Linked DNA regions of Homo sapiens: region 2 is linked to region 1. A link is a contact called in ENCODE Hi-C or POLR2A ChIA-PET data. All regions are on one chromosome and are shown on one strand. Each heading gives the region's core, a stretch centred on a gene start or an enhancer-like site at or near the end of the contact. The rest is flanking DNA. Distances are from core to core; before and after follow the strand shown. Region 1 holds the start of ODAD2 (outer dynein arm docking complex subunit 2). Region 2 has its middle 24 kb from the start of MPP7-DT.

Evidence for each region. Hi-C counts contacts between places; a loop is a spot of excess contacts on that map. ChIA-PET counts read pairs that join two places held with the same protein, here RNA polymerase II (POLR2A). Pooled maps may share reads with other maps.
Region 2: a loop to region 1 is called in a pooled map, with 2.2 times the contacts of the local background. The contact joins the enhancer-like site here to the promoter of ODAD2 in region 1. A Hi-C loop is called at or near these places in 1 of 50 pooled maps. POLR2A ChIA-PET finds 5 or more read pairs at or near these places in 2 of 52 experiments (T-cell and activated T-cell).

What each region holds. Positions count from the first base shown.
Region 1 is chr10:27,995,998-28,003,183 of GRCh38, forward strand. It overlaps ODAD2 (outer dynein arm docking complex subunit 2), which reads right to left and starts at 3,082. Exons shown (of 20, transcript NM_018076.5): 1 at 2,997-3,082.
Region 2 is chr10:28,323,887-28,331,072 of GRCh38, forward strand. It overlaps a transcript of MPP7 not described here. Among named protein-coding and RNA genes, the nearest start is that of MPP7-DT, 24 kb to the left of the region's middle. Within about 2 kb of position 2,850, at least 20 of the 41 ENCODE cell types and tissues checked have a DNase peak (open chromatin) inside an H3K27ac peak, as active enhancers do.

The DNA.
Region 1 (7,186 bases), core at 1,832-4,331:
CAAGTGAGACAAATTTCACATTGGCTAAATAGAAATTAGTCTGTAAAAGAAGATCTTTTAAAAAGTAACAAAATCTGTAACGTTAAATAAGAGCCAAGTTAGAAAGCACGTTCTGACTTCATAATGAACATTTAATGCTTTTTTGGCAGATAATCTATACTTGTTTCTTTTCTCTTTTGTATAGCACTTATTGATAAAATCTTTCTTCCAGAATATTAGAAGAATGGTTATACGGTTAAATATAGAATAAAATTGGCTTTTTACTCCCATCATTATTAAAAAGGCTTAAAGTACAAAGATTAGACTTGGAGATTTTACATTCTGTACTGTATTAAATCTTTGAACTATCTATTAAATTCAATCACAGGAGATCACTGGATGGCAACAGGGCAGTACTTCCTGCTGATAAAGAGTATAGAAATATTATAGAGATGTCTAGTTATCAACATGATAGGAAAGGGGGCATTATCGGCCTTTAGTGTTGAGGACCGACAATGTAAAATATCCTGTGCAGGATAGTACCTCAGAAGGAAGAATTCTGCTGTAACCTCCAGGCATCTAGTAAGTGAAAAACTTCAGATAAGCACTACCTGAGCCTAGAATTTTTCTGCACTTTGCAAAAATTGCAGAGTATTTTGTCACAGTTTTATTACACCCTGAATTTTCCAGAATTGTAGCTACCATAAACGAAAAGAAGGTTGTACATATTTTGTTTTACATGGAATTTTACCAAGAGCTCAGCATTTTGGAAAATGACACCATTGATGGCAATGTTATTTGAGAAATTTAAGTTGCAATGGCACATCTGTATCAGTCTGCATTTGGGGCTGCTGTGTTCACAGTCATTCTGTGTAAGGCTGGACATCTGACTACTTCCCTATATATTCTAGTGTAGTGGTACTTGAGCGTTTACATGCCAATCTTTTCTTACAATTATTTTCTTTCATTTTACAGTTAGCACACTATCAATATTTAAAACTATATTAAATATGTAAGATTATAATCTATGATATTGATTTCAGGATAGCAAAGCAGCCTTACAACATATATGCTATAAAAACCAAGTACTGGATCAGATAGGGTGGAGAACAACTGATCCAGACATATATACCAAAGTGGTCATGAAATAAAGTGCAGAAATTAGTGCACAAATTTGTTCTGGGTGTTTGTTTTAGTATTCTAGCATTTTGTTTCTATTGCTAACCGATGAGAAATGCTTTAGATTTAAACACATAAACATGTTCTGATGTGTATGTGTGAGACTCTTGAATTTCCCATTGTTGTGTAAAATAAGTGCAAATCAGTGTAAAATAGTGTGAAATAAGTGCAAATAGCTTTATCTTATACAGAAAGGCTTAGGTGAAAGTTCTGTCTGTCTTTAATCTTAAGTATAACATTTGTTTTGGTAATCTTATAAAGATTGCTTCTTGCACATTTTTAAAGAAAAAATGCGAAATTAAATAGATTATGTAACGCTATGGTAGTCAACATACCATATAGTAACTTCTTGAAGGACCCTTAACACAGAATTAAGAAATGCAAAATCGTTATTTTCGTCAAGATAAATTTTGACAGAAATGTAACATTTGAATCTATTCAAATTGTATTTCCAAGTCTAGTGAACCGTAGCAATGCACAAGTTTTATTCAAGAAGGTTGGTGAGTTTAAGAAAACCTCAGGGTGGCCTATGACAATCCAGAAGGCAAGATCAATGTTATTAGAAAATAAATAAATAAATAAATGGTGTTCAAAAATGGTCGGCATAACTCAAAACTAAGATTTTAAAATCAAGACCAGTTGCTCCCCGGTTTCTGCCCATTGCCAAGCTCTTTTGGCTTAAGAACCATAGTTAAAATGAATCCATGTAAATACACAGCACACACCTTTGAAGTAAAGAAAGTAAGTTTAAAGATTAAAAGGAAAAAAGTTTTGGTTACGTGTTTACATAAACTGGGATGTTTACATAAACTGGGAATCACTTAGCACTCATTTTTCTCTTTATCCAATAGATACCACAGATTGTTTTTCTTTCTAAAGGTCAATTTCAAGCTTCCAGCATCATTAGTGAAATGAAACCCATTCGGTAATCACATCGTTAACACTTAAACAGAAGCACAACCGAATTCTTTAGGGGGCTACGGAAAGGCAGCCATCAGCTCTGAGATCTATGAAATGTGGTTGGTAACATCCACGGGGAGTCCGCGCATACACTGCTTTCTGAGAATGCAGAAGTTACTCAGTAAGACCGACAGAAAATCGAACTTTTAGACATGACATGAACAGGGCCCTAAGTAAAACCAAAGCTAAGCCTAGTGTGGGATGACGGCCCCCACCAGACTCGTTACAAGAAGGGGGCGTCAGAGCTGAGACCCTAAGTTTCCAGGAATGGATTCGGTAAGGGGACGAGGAGGGAAGGGACGGCGAAAACCACGCTGGGAGCGGGAGGCAGAGCTGCAAAGGGCGGAGGAGAAAGACGGGCTGGGGGAAGGAGAGGCAGGGAAGCGGCGGGAGAAGTGGAGAGCGGATCCGGGAGGTGATGGGGCCGAGGTAGTGCAGAGAGGGGCGCAGGGACTGAGGAGCAGACGGTCCCCAACCTAGGGCCGAGGCAGGGTCTCGCGGGGAGGAAGGAGTGAGATGGGGCTGGGAGAGAGAAGGGAAGGGGGCGGGTCTTGGTCCCCGGGAGGGAAAGGGGAGCAGGCGAGAGCGGCAGCGGCGGGGCCAGAGAGCCGCCTCTGTTTCCCGATCCACGCGGGCGGCTGCAGAACCCCTGCGGGGGTGAGCGTGGAGACCCCCAGCCGCACTCACCTGCAGCACCCTGCCCCCCGCAGTCGGCGCCCGCCTGTTGCTAGGACGCGGGTCAACACTGCGCGCCCTGCGGCCGCGCACGCCGGCGCCCTTGTGGGAGGCCTACAGGGCCCGTGCCCTCCCCCGGGCGCCGCCGCCGCCGCCTTCCGCTCCCAGCCTCACCCGGCCGCGACCGCAGCCCAGTCCGTTACCCTGGTCTCGGGACCTCCGCGCATCCAAGATTCCCGCGGACCCGTTGCACCGTATGCCCGCGCCAGAGACGCTCTGCGCCCGCGCTGGGTTCCACCCGCCCCGGCCACCTGCTGCTTTCCGCTCGGCCCCTCCCGGGAAACACTTTTATTCAACTTTGCATCTCCCTTTCTCAAACACTTTTATGCAACTCCCGAGTGTGCACCCTAACTCACTCCACGCGGTGGGAAAGGTTGACTTTGACAGAGGTCGTGAGCAGTTGCGGGGTCGGCGGCAAGTTAGCAGAAAACTTAAAATGGAGCAGAAAGGAAGCAGAAAATATTCCTTAGAAACCCCTTTTTACATTTTTCCATAGGCTTCCAGACAAGTGCGTTGTATGTACCTGAAATCTTCACTGAGTACCCCCAAATAGCATAGGGCTTCTCCTAGGATATTTGAGGCTTACATGTTTCTCTCCAAAAAAACAAATATGGTAGAATACTCTGATACTCACCGGGAAAGCAGAAAGCGCTCTTCAATAGGGCAGAGGATCGGAGTGAAATGAAAACATGTCCCCCATCTCTTTTTTTAAATGGCCTTTACCTTTGTCCATTAAGATGGTTTTGACCCCACCTCTAGACACCCTACCAGCAAGAGCCCCAACTGGAACACCAGTGAGGGATAAAGGAGTGGGAATATTGAGGTGGGGGGGGATGGGGAAGAATGCACTATCTTGGGGTGGGGGGACACGGTGTTTAAGGACCAATGCCGGAGCACTTAGGATGATGGGGTGTTTAGGAATTAAAACTGGATTCTTTTCCGGATGCCAAAGAGGCAAATGTGGAATGATGTTAGGATATCACCTGTCATAATATTATACGGATTCAGCTCAAAGCAGAACCTTTCTGCAAACACGTAGGGATATGAGGTATAGATATTTGTCCTTTGTTTTGGGTTTTTTGGAGGGTGGGGGACGAAGTCTGGCTCTATCACCCAGGCTGGAGTGCAGTGGCACGATCTCGGCTCACCGCAACCTCTGCCTCCCATCTCGGCTCACCGCAACCTCTGCCTCCCGGGTTCAAGAGATCCTCCCCCCTCAGCTTCCTGAGTAGCTGGGATTACAAGAATGCGCCGCCATGCCCGGCTAATTTTTGTACTTTTAGTAGAGACGAAGTTTCACCATGTTGGCCAGGTGGGTCTTGAACTCCTGACCTCAAGTGATCCACCCACCTCGGCCTCCCAAAGTGCTAGGATTACAGGCATGAGCCACCATGCCTGGCCTGTTTTGGGTTCTTTTCTTCTCTTTTTGAAAGTGCGAAAGTTGTTAGGAATGGAATAGTTTCACCTAAAGGAGATACTACCTGCAGAGAAGCTTAGACTTGCAACCAGTGAGAAAGGGGCTTATGCTAATAGGTATACAGAGAAGCCCTTTTAAAAATGGGTGGATTACAGTCTGAGACAACAGCATCACACCTGTGGCGGTAATGCAGGTCACAACCTGGTGAGGAGCAGAGGGCATCCTTCGGAAGGATCCTGGAGTAGTCCCAGTCCTGGAAGCAAGGAAGCTTCTGTGGGTACTTTAGTTCCTCTGCACATTTTAATCAGCTGTATGACATAAGGGAGCATTACTGGGTCCAATGTGGATGCCAGCCAGAGATCTTCCAAGTTCAGGACATTTCACCTTGGTTTGCAAAGCTGGAAAAAGCCAGAACCCACCAAGATCTGAGCAACTATGTCGTTGTTTGCCAAATTCATGCCAAGTTGCTTAATCTGATGCCAAAATGTGAATTTATTTTACCGGATATTTTCCAAGCAAAAATAACTTAATAATATTTAAATCTGAAGAAGTCCCAGTCGCCTCTTTCCAATTTTTCCTTGTCGTGATGAAACACTACCTGGGCCCAGTCACTCCCTGAAGGATTTATCATGACTTGTTTTTTTTTTTTCTTTTTTTTTTTTTTGAGACGAGGTCTCATTCTGTCACCCAGGCTGGAGTGCAGAGTGCAGTGACATAATCATAAGCATAGCTCACTGCAGCCTCTGATTCCTGGGCTCAAGTGATCCTCCAGCCATGGCCTCCGAAAGCACTGGGATTACAGCCATGAACCACTGTGCCTGGCCATAACTTGTCTTTGCCTTGTTGCCCATCTGCTACCCCTACAAGGTAAGCTTTATGAAAATAGGGAGCTTTTCTGCCTCCTTCAAGTCTGTACTCCTAAGATCTAGAAGGATGACTGGCACGTAGAAGGAGCTAAATTCATGAATCGCCTAGTCAAAGATGCCTTGCTTCCTGACACTCTTCACCAAGCACCAGAAAGGCAAGGCCCACATTTTCTTAGGGTTAATAGAACCAGCCTGAGGATTCTAAGTAGCCGTGATCTTGGAAAGAGCCTTCATCACTGAGGGCACACCCGGGGTTTGCTGTACCAGAGGCCTTTACCAGCCCTGCCCATGGCTAGAGTGCAAGCACATGGTGCAGCGCTGTCCACTGAAACTTTAGAGAAAATCTGCCACAGGCTCCTGGGAAAAACTTGATAGTTTTTGGTCCACCTCCGCAACATTACGTCATCTACAGCAGGGACCCCACCCACACGCCACACCTTCTGTCAGATCAGCAGTGGCATTAGGTTCTCATAGAAGCATGAACCCTATTGTGAACTGTGCATTCGAAGGATCTAGGTTACAAGCTCCTAATGGGAATCTAATGCCTGATGATCTGTCCCTGTCACTCATCCCCCCCAGATGAGACCGTCTAGTTGCAGGAAAACAAGCTCAGGGCTCCCACGGATTCCACGTTATGGTGAGCTGTATAACTATTTCATTATATATTACAATGTAATAATAGTAGAGATACAGTGCACGAGAAATGTAATGAGCTTGAATCATCCTGAAACCATCCCCTCCCCCACACCCTATCCATGGAAAAATTGTTGGCCATGACACTGGTCCCTGGTGCCAAAAATGTTGGGGACTGCCGATCTACAGGGATTCTTATGAAACCATCCACCCTGGCTTGGGCAAATCTGTTCCTCTCATGTATCAGAGAGTTCAGACACAGATTGCACACATTAATTTGCTAGGGCTTTTGTAACAAGGTATCACAGACTGGGGCGGCTTAAATACCAGAAATGTCTTATCTCACAGTGCTGGAGGCTAGAAGTCCAAGATCAAGGTGTTGGCAGGATTGATCCCTTCTGAGAGCTATGGGGAATGAATCGATTCCAGGCTTTTCTCCTCAGCTTGTAGATGGTTGTTTTCACATTCATATGATGTTATCCCTGTGTGCTTGTCTCTGTACACAAATTTCTGAATTTGAGACAGGACCTAGGCTAGAGTGCAATAGTGCAATCACGGCTCACTGTAGCCTCGACCTCCCAGACTCAAGTGATCCTCCTGCCTCATCCTCCCAAGTAGTTGAGACTACAGGCATGCACCACCATACTCAGCTAATTTTTGTGGGCTTTTTTTTTTTTTTTTTGTAGAGATGGGGTCTCGCCATGTTCCCCAGGCTGGTCTTGAACTCCTGGGTTCAAGTGATCTGCCTGCCTCAGCCTCCCAGAGTGCTGGGATTATAGGTGTGAGACACTCCTCTTGGCTTATTTCCTCTTTTTTTTATGAACACCAGTCATATTGGATCAGGACTCACCCTCATGAACTCATTTTAACTTGATTACTTCTATAGAAACCCTATGTTCAGTACGGTTGCACTCTGAGACACTAGAGGTTAGGACTTCAGCATACGATTTTAGGGGGACACAATGTCACACATAGCATTATGTAAAGATGTGATCAGCAGGCTTCCAGCGCCCATTCATCTGTGTCAGAGTGAAGCCGACTAAGAATTTATAGGCCATAACCAGGGAGAAAGTAAGAGGCAAGGTTGGTTTAAGCATCCAGTACCTCAATCAGGAAAGGACTAAGACAGATGAAATAAACCTCCTGAGGTTTGCAGGGAATTACAGTCATTTATATTTTGTCGTAATGGGGGTAAGTCTCATTATAGGGCGGAATTGCCTCTCTGTGGAATTTTTTAGGAGTTTTCAACAGAAATTCCCATGAGAGAAAATTGCATGAAGTCTTACGAAGTCCTAAAAACCAAATTCACCAGATTCTACCCTCTCTCATAGATAAAGACAAAAAGTCAGAGAAGTGCAGCCTCAGCTGCCTCCCTTTGCCCTCTGATATTTCTCAGTGATGCATTGTGGACCAAGGC
Region 2 (7,186 bases), core at 1,600-4,099, 330 kb after region 1:
CATTAGATATTATTAAATATCTACTATATGCCATGCACATTTTGCGTTCTAGGGATACACAATGAATAAAACAGAAAAAATATCTGCCTTCATAACCATATATCCTAGTGAGATGATAATAGCTATATTCACCTCTTCAGTTATTATGAGGACTAAAATGAGATAATAACAATAGCTGTGACGGTCTGTCTACTGCCAAAATTCATAGGTTGAAATCTTAACCCCCAAGTTGATGATATTAGGAGGCAGGGTCTTTGGGGCTGTGACTAGGTCATGAAGGTTCTGAATGGGATTAGTCCTGTAGTGAAAGAGGCCCCAGAAAGCTCCCTGGCCCCTCTGCCACGTGAGGGCACAGAGAGAAGACGTTGTCTATGAACCAGGCAACAGGCCCTCCCCAGACACCAAATCTGCCAGCGCCTTGATCTTGGACTTCCCAGTCTCTATAACTGCAAGAAAGAAATTTCTGTAATCTGGAAGCTACCCAGGCTATGATGTTTTGTTATAGAAGCTCAAACAGACTAAGACAATAGAAAACACAGATAGTAAGATTATTATGTACCACGAATGGTTCTAAGTACTTGGCACATGTTGTCACTCAAGGGTTCTTTAATTTTTCTGCACTACAGGCCCTTTCTGCAATTTAGTGGAGCATCTCCACCCTTTCTCAGAATAAGAATTCTATATGCATAAAATAGAACATATAGGATAACCAAATATACTGAGACAGCTGCCAAAAGAATAAAAAGTAATACGGTAATAAAGATTCTTCTTTTTAAATACATTTCATAATGAGAACTGGAGACAGGTTTAACAATGCCATGACTTTGAAAAACTGATGAGCATAGATGTAATTAATTTTTCCTATTCAAGTTCACAAGTATCCAGAACTCTACCCACTGGTTTATACATCCCGGAGTGAATCTAGTCCTCACTATAAATCCTAGGAGATCAGTTATTAGCCCCTTTTTAACAGTTGAAGAAGCTGAAGCATGGAGAGGTTAGTTGACTTGCCTAAGTCTATAAGTGATAGAGCTGAGATTTGAACCAATAGTCCAGTTCCAAAGCCTGTGTTCACAGCTCGCTGCAGCCTTGACCTCCCAGATTCAAGTGATCCTCCCATCTCAGCCTCTCAAGTGGCTGGGACTACAGACACATGCCACTTTACCTGGCTAATTTTAATATATTTTGTAGAGATGGAGGTCCCACTATATTGCCCAGGCTGGTCTTGAACTCCTGAGCTCAAGTGATCCTCCTGCCTTGGCCTCCTAAAGTTCTGGGATTACAGGTGTGAGCTACTGTGCCAGCTGCTTGTGTTCTTAACCACTATACAGTATGTGGCTTAGCACAGGGCTTGCCTCATGGTCAGAGTCAATAACATTAGCTAGTATTTGAAAGTAGTATTGTAATAAGTAGTAGAAGCATTTGTAATAGCAGATATCTAGGGAATAAGGAATAACTTGTACTGATATTAAGAACATTTTTGGCCAGGTGCGGTGGCTCATGCCTGTAATCTCAGCACTTTGGAAGGCAGAGGCAGGAGGACCACCTGAGGACAGGAGTTTGAGACCGACCAGGGCAACATAGTAATATCCCATTTCATTTCTTTTTCTTTTTTTTCTTTTTTTGAGACCGAGTCTTGCTCTGTCGCCCAGGCTGGAGTGCAGTGGCGTGATCTCAGCTCGCTGCAACCTCTGTCTCCCCGGTCCAAGGGATTCTCCTGCCTCAACTTCCCGAATAGCTGAGATTACAGGCATGCACCACCATACCCGGCTAATTTTTGTATTTTTAGTAGAGAGGGGGTTTTCCCATGTTGGCCACACTGGTCTCAAACTCCTGGCCTCAAATGATCCACCTGATTCAGCCTCCCAAAGTGCTGGGATTACAGGCATGAGCCACCGCGCCTGGCCGCAAGACCACATTTCTACAAAAAATTTAAAAATTGGCCCAGGTATGGTGGTGAACACCTATAGTCCCAGCTACTCTGGAGCCTGAAGTGGGAGGATAGCTTTAGCTCAGGAGTTCAAGGCTGCAGTGAGCTATGATCGTACCACTTCACTCCAGCCAGGGTGACAGAGTGAGACCTCATCTCAAAAAAAAAAAAAAAAAAAAATTCCTTAAAGAGAAAAATCTGGCCTGCAGTAATTAAGTTAACTTTATAGGACACGGCATAGCCCATCCTTCTCCATCTCCAGGCATGTAGAAGCTCACTGCTTTCTGTATGTGGTTACCCTATTCTGGAGCTGCACACCAAAGATTTGGGGTAGACGTGATAATGCAGAGAAACGTTTTTCAGGTGTGAAAATCTCTTATTTTTATTTATATAATCCCATATCAATTATTGGGGTTTTTCTGTACTTCCGGGAGACACTGTCACCAAAAGACCTTTAGGAAATCAATCAGTGTGGCAGAATAAAAAGACCGCTGTTCATCTTGCAGAGAAGGGCTGCTACAAATGAAGGCAGCTGCTGTTCCTCCTTGCTACCAATTGTAAATGTGAGAAGTCAGAGGTGTGGGTACGACATTGATCCTTCAGGCACTCTATAAATATTAATTGAAGGAAGGTGTTGATAAGGCAAAGAAACTTACACTTCTACAAATGGTGACAGTCAATGCTCCGGGCTCAATTTTAAAAAGAAAAAGACAAACAAGGAAGTCCAGATCATTAGAAGGGCTTTCTTGGCAGTGCTAAGTTACAGCCATCAGCAGAGCAAGCCCTGGCTAAGGCTAATGTCACATGGTAAGATGATTTATTCTTTCCCCTAAGTCAGCCTTGAAAATACATTTTTCAAATTGCCTGTCCACAGCGTAGTTTTACTGTGACAAGGCACTCAGTTCCTTAACATTCACCTGGCACAACGCTCTCAACAGCAAAGCCAAGTGGCAGAAAGTGCTGGGCCACATTGCCAGGGTACATGCCAGTCGGTTCACCAGAGAGTTTGCAAACCCCAGCTCCCGGGCTCTGTCTGCTGCACTGATATTCTATTAAATCCCATAGACCAGAAAAAGCTTCAATGCTTAGATGCAAGAAAGAGTTGAAGTGTTCGTGGCCACTAAGCCCAGGACTCAGCCATGACAATGAACGGTATCAATGACCAGGGAAGGATATGGTGAGGACGGAGATGCCAGGAGAGTCTGGATACATTCCTCCCCAGGTCACCAGCATTTACTTGGGAAAGCAAAGCACATGTGACCAGCTGCACTGAAAAACACCAACGTGAACCTTCAAAGGGAAACCAGATGGCTCTAAGCCAGGGGTAAAAATAGCTCAGCATCCAGCAAAGCCCAAACTAGGAACTGGGAAGTCTTAGAGCCTCTCAGGTTTTGATTTCAACTTGTCAAAGAAGTAAAAAAAAAAAAAAAAAAAAAAAAAGTCTTAACTGTGAGAAGTTGTTTTGGAAAGAGATATTCAAAATGCAAATATTACCCCTTCTACCTAGCTCGTTTCAAATTCATTGGACTGTCATTTGCAAAAGAATTGAAAAAGATTTGCAGCTGGAAAAAAAAAATTTATATTTCTTCTCATCTGACCATAAAAAGAAAAACTGGCAAACCAGCTTAGAAACTTGATAAAGAACTTCTTCAATTCGTGGACTAATAGGAAGAGCTGGATAAAGACAGAAATAACAACTTTTGATTTTTTTTAATTTAACAGTTTTTAAAGACCCAAATATATGGATTTATCTGAGTTCTAGTTTATTTATTTATTTATTTTACAGAAGCTGTTTAATCTAGCTCCTATTGTTCCAGCGAGGTTTCTATTTTTAACCAATGGGGGTGAATCATGCTGAGACCATCTAGGGACATGTTTAGAACATGAATTTTCAAGTCAAGAACCAAGTGAAAATTTTATTCCCAAATCAGGGCCTGGCTGCTCAGCACACTAGCAGCTATTGTGCCCTGACATTATATTCGTGAGTGTGCACTGATTGTGTCATTCAGAACAGAGGTGACTGGAAGAATTCCATGGACCAGAAAGAGCTCGGATAATAACTCCTTAAAGATAAGAGGAAATAAATGGCATTTGACTTGGGGTTCCCTCAGTCCCCTGACCTGTTGAACAAGGAAATGTTTTTGTATCTTTCAGTTGCTGAAATTGATGCAGGCTTCTGTCTCCATCCAATCAGCAAAGACGTTTTTGTCCTCATGTACAGTGTTGTTCTGTGCTGAGAACCATGAATCCTTTTCTTATTTGACTCAAACTTCTAGTGCTTCATTAATATAATACAGTCTTGGTACTTGGCTAATAAAAAAATCTCAGCTCAGTCAGATTTAATTCTGATTTTTTTAAGAAAAAAATAAAAATCTAATTACAACTGACTTTTACCTACATGCGAAGGTTCAATGTTCAAATTCACACCTTAAAAAGTATAGAATAACTGTTTTTTGAGGTCTATTTCATAGTTTTTAAATTTTGAATCTCTTGAAATTGAACATTAACTCTAGTATTCCCTCCTTTTCAGTAGGGCAGAATTTTAAATATGGCAAGGATGAGATTAATAAGCTGTAGTAAAATAAGCCCTAGTAGAGTTTAAGTTTATAAGCCCTAGTTAAGTTTATAAGTTTAAGTTATGAGCTCTGGTAGAATTCTTAGCTTTTTCTCTCCAGGTGTCAAGAGCTTACTCATAGTTAAGAGGGAGGAAAAAAGTGCTTCTGTCTTGAGACTTTTCCTTAACTAGCAAGCACTTTTTTTTTTTTTTTTTTGGATTAAAAGTTTGTTTACATTCCAAATAGAGTAGAAAGGCTTATGTGCTTTTCTGTTACACTGGAAAGATATTATACCAAAATTATAACTATATTGATTCATGTTTTCTTCTAATACCTTTTAGTTATATTTGCAGCGTTTACATTTTCTGTATAGCTGGCACAGATTTTGTATAAATTCAGCTTTGTTTAATGTCTATTTGTCGAAATACCATGTGACACTGATTTGAAATACTTTTATTACATATTAAACTTTTCTACATACTGTCCTCACTATACCATTACGATGTCTCTTTCTTTTTATTGCCCCACTGTTTTCACCATTATAGCTTTTATGTTGCCACACTGTTTTACCATTGTTGTATATTGTAACACATTTTATTTTTATTGTGCTACATAGTAAAATGTATTATAAAGGTACTGATATTTTCTGTTCATTTCTAAAATTGCCCTGGCTACTTCTTGAACCTCTTAATGACCTGTAAACTAATCTATCAAGTCTCCTTGCCCACCTCCTTGCCTTCAATTGATTGGAATATCTTTTGATTTATTGGTTAATTTAGATAGTATCAATATTTCAAAACATTGCTTGCTCTAAAGCATTAAAATAGTCAACATTTCTAGAATATTACCTTATTAATTCTCAAGGATTTTATGTTTCTGGTTTGTTGTTGTAACTGAGGGAATGCTGTCTCTCTTACTTGATATTTTCATTTTCTATTGTGAGCTTGGAAAAGTATCGATTTTTACATGTTACCTTAAAAACCACTACTTTACACGCCTGTAATCCCAGCACTTTGGGAAGCCGAGGCAGGCGGATCACGAGGTCAGGAGATGGAAACCATCCTGGCTAACACAGTGAAACCCTGTCTCTACTAAAAATACAAAAAAATTAGCTGGGCGTGGTGGTGGGTTCCTGTAGTCCCAGCTACTCGGGAGGCTGAGGCAGGAGAATGGTGTGAACCCAGGAGGCAGAGCTTGCAGAGAGCTGAGAGATCGCGCCACTGCACTCCAGCCTGGGCAACAGAGCGAGACTCCGTCTCAAAAAAAAAAAAAAAAAAAAAACCACTACTTTACTAATACTTTTCTAACAGTTTTTCAGCTGAGAAACTTTCCTTAATGAATAATGCAAAATTGAGTCGCATTTGTAGTTTAAATTAAATGATCAAAATGTAGAATCTGAAATGAGGATTTCCAGTAACTGAGGATATGCACATTTATATAAATCTGATTAGCTTTAACAGCTTTATAGATTTTAACCTTGTCCAACAAGAACAATATAAATATAAAGGCTTGGGGTCTAATCCCAGCTCCTGACTAAAATGCTCTAATGATAAATACCTTTCTCCCTTCTCTTTATTGTGAGTTTTCACATTTGTGCAGCAAAAAGAGTGATACTTCTCCTTTTCTTCCTGCTTTGAGGTAAAATAAGGATAAATGAGACAATTCGGTGAGGTGCTGTTAATAGCTTCCCAACAGGTACCACATAGCATCTACCAAACACACCTGCCATACTCACTAACAAGAATACTACTTGCAGAGTTTTCATGTTGGTAATAGTGGAGTACCTTATATCAGCTGAGCTTCCTTTCAACGACAACTATAAATGCTGAAATAGTTTTTGAAAATGATTTGAAGGCACTGGAGGGTGACTAAAATCAGGTCAAAACTGAACTGTGCAATGGCACACACCTGTAATCCCAGCTGCTTGGGAGGCTGAAGGAGAAGGATGGCTTGAGCCCAGGAGTTGGGAAGAGAAGAAATTCCAAAATGTCTAAAATAGGCTCAAATAGTACACTGTGATCACACCTGTGAATAGCTACTGTGCTCTGACCTGCCCAACTTAGCAAGATCTCATCTTTAAACAGAAAAGATTTTTTATTAATTTTTAGACTTTTTTAAAAAAAGCAGGAAGAGACTGGGTAAAAGCTTCACTTATGTGGCTTTTCCTCTAAGAGCACTCTCTGGCCTATGCAATATGGGGTGGCTAGAACTCAGGAAGAAAGCCACAGTCTTATTGAATTATTGGGGGATCAGAGGATAAAATATGGGGTTGCTTTTTTTGTTTTTTGGTTTTGGTTTTTTAAGATGGGATCTTGCTCTGTCACCCAGGCTGGAGTGCTGTGGTGCAATTATAACTCACTGTAAAATTGAGCTTCTGGGCTCAAATGATTCTCTCACCTCAGCCTCCCAAGTAGCTGGGACTACAAGTGCACACCACTATGCCTGGTTAATTTTTTAGAATTGTTTTTCGTAGAGTTGAGGGTCTCCCCATGTTGCCCAGACTAGTCTCAAACTCCTAGGCTCAATTAATCCTCCTGCCTCAGCCTCCCAAAATGCCAGTATTACAGGTGTTAGCCACAGCACCTGTCCTGATCCATCTTGTTATTCTTTAACACAGTACCGTATTCATTTTGTTGCACTGAGGACAATTTGAAATTATGTGTGTCATACTTGTTTATTTACCATCTACCCCACTAGAATA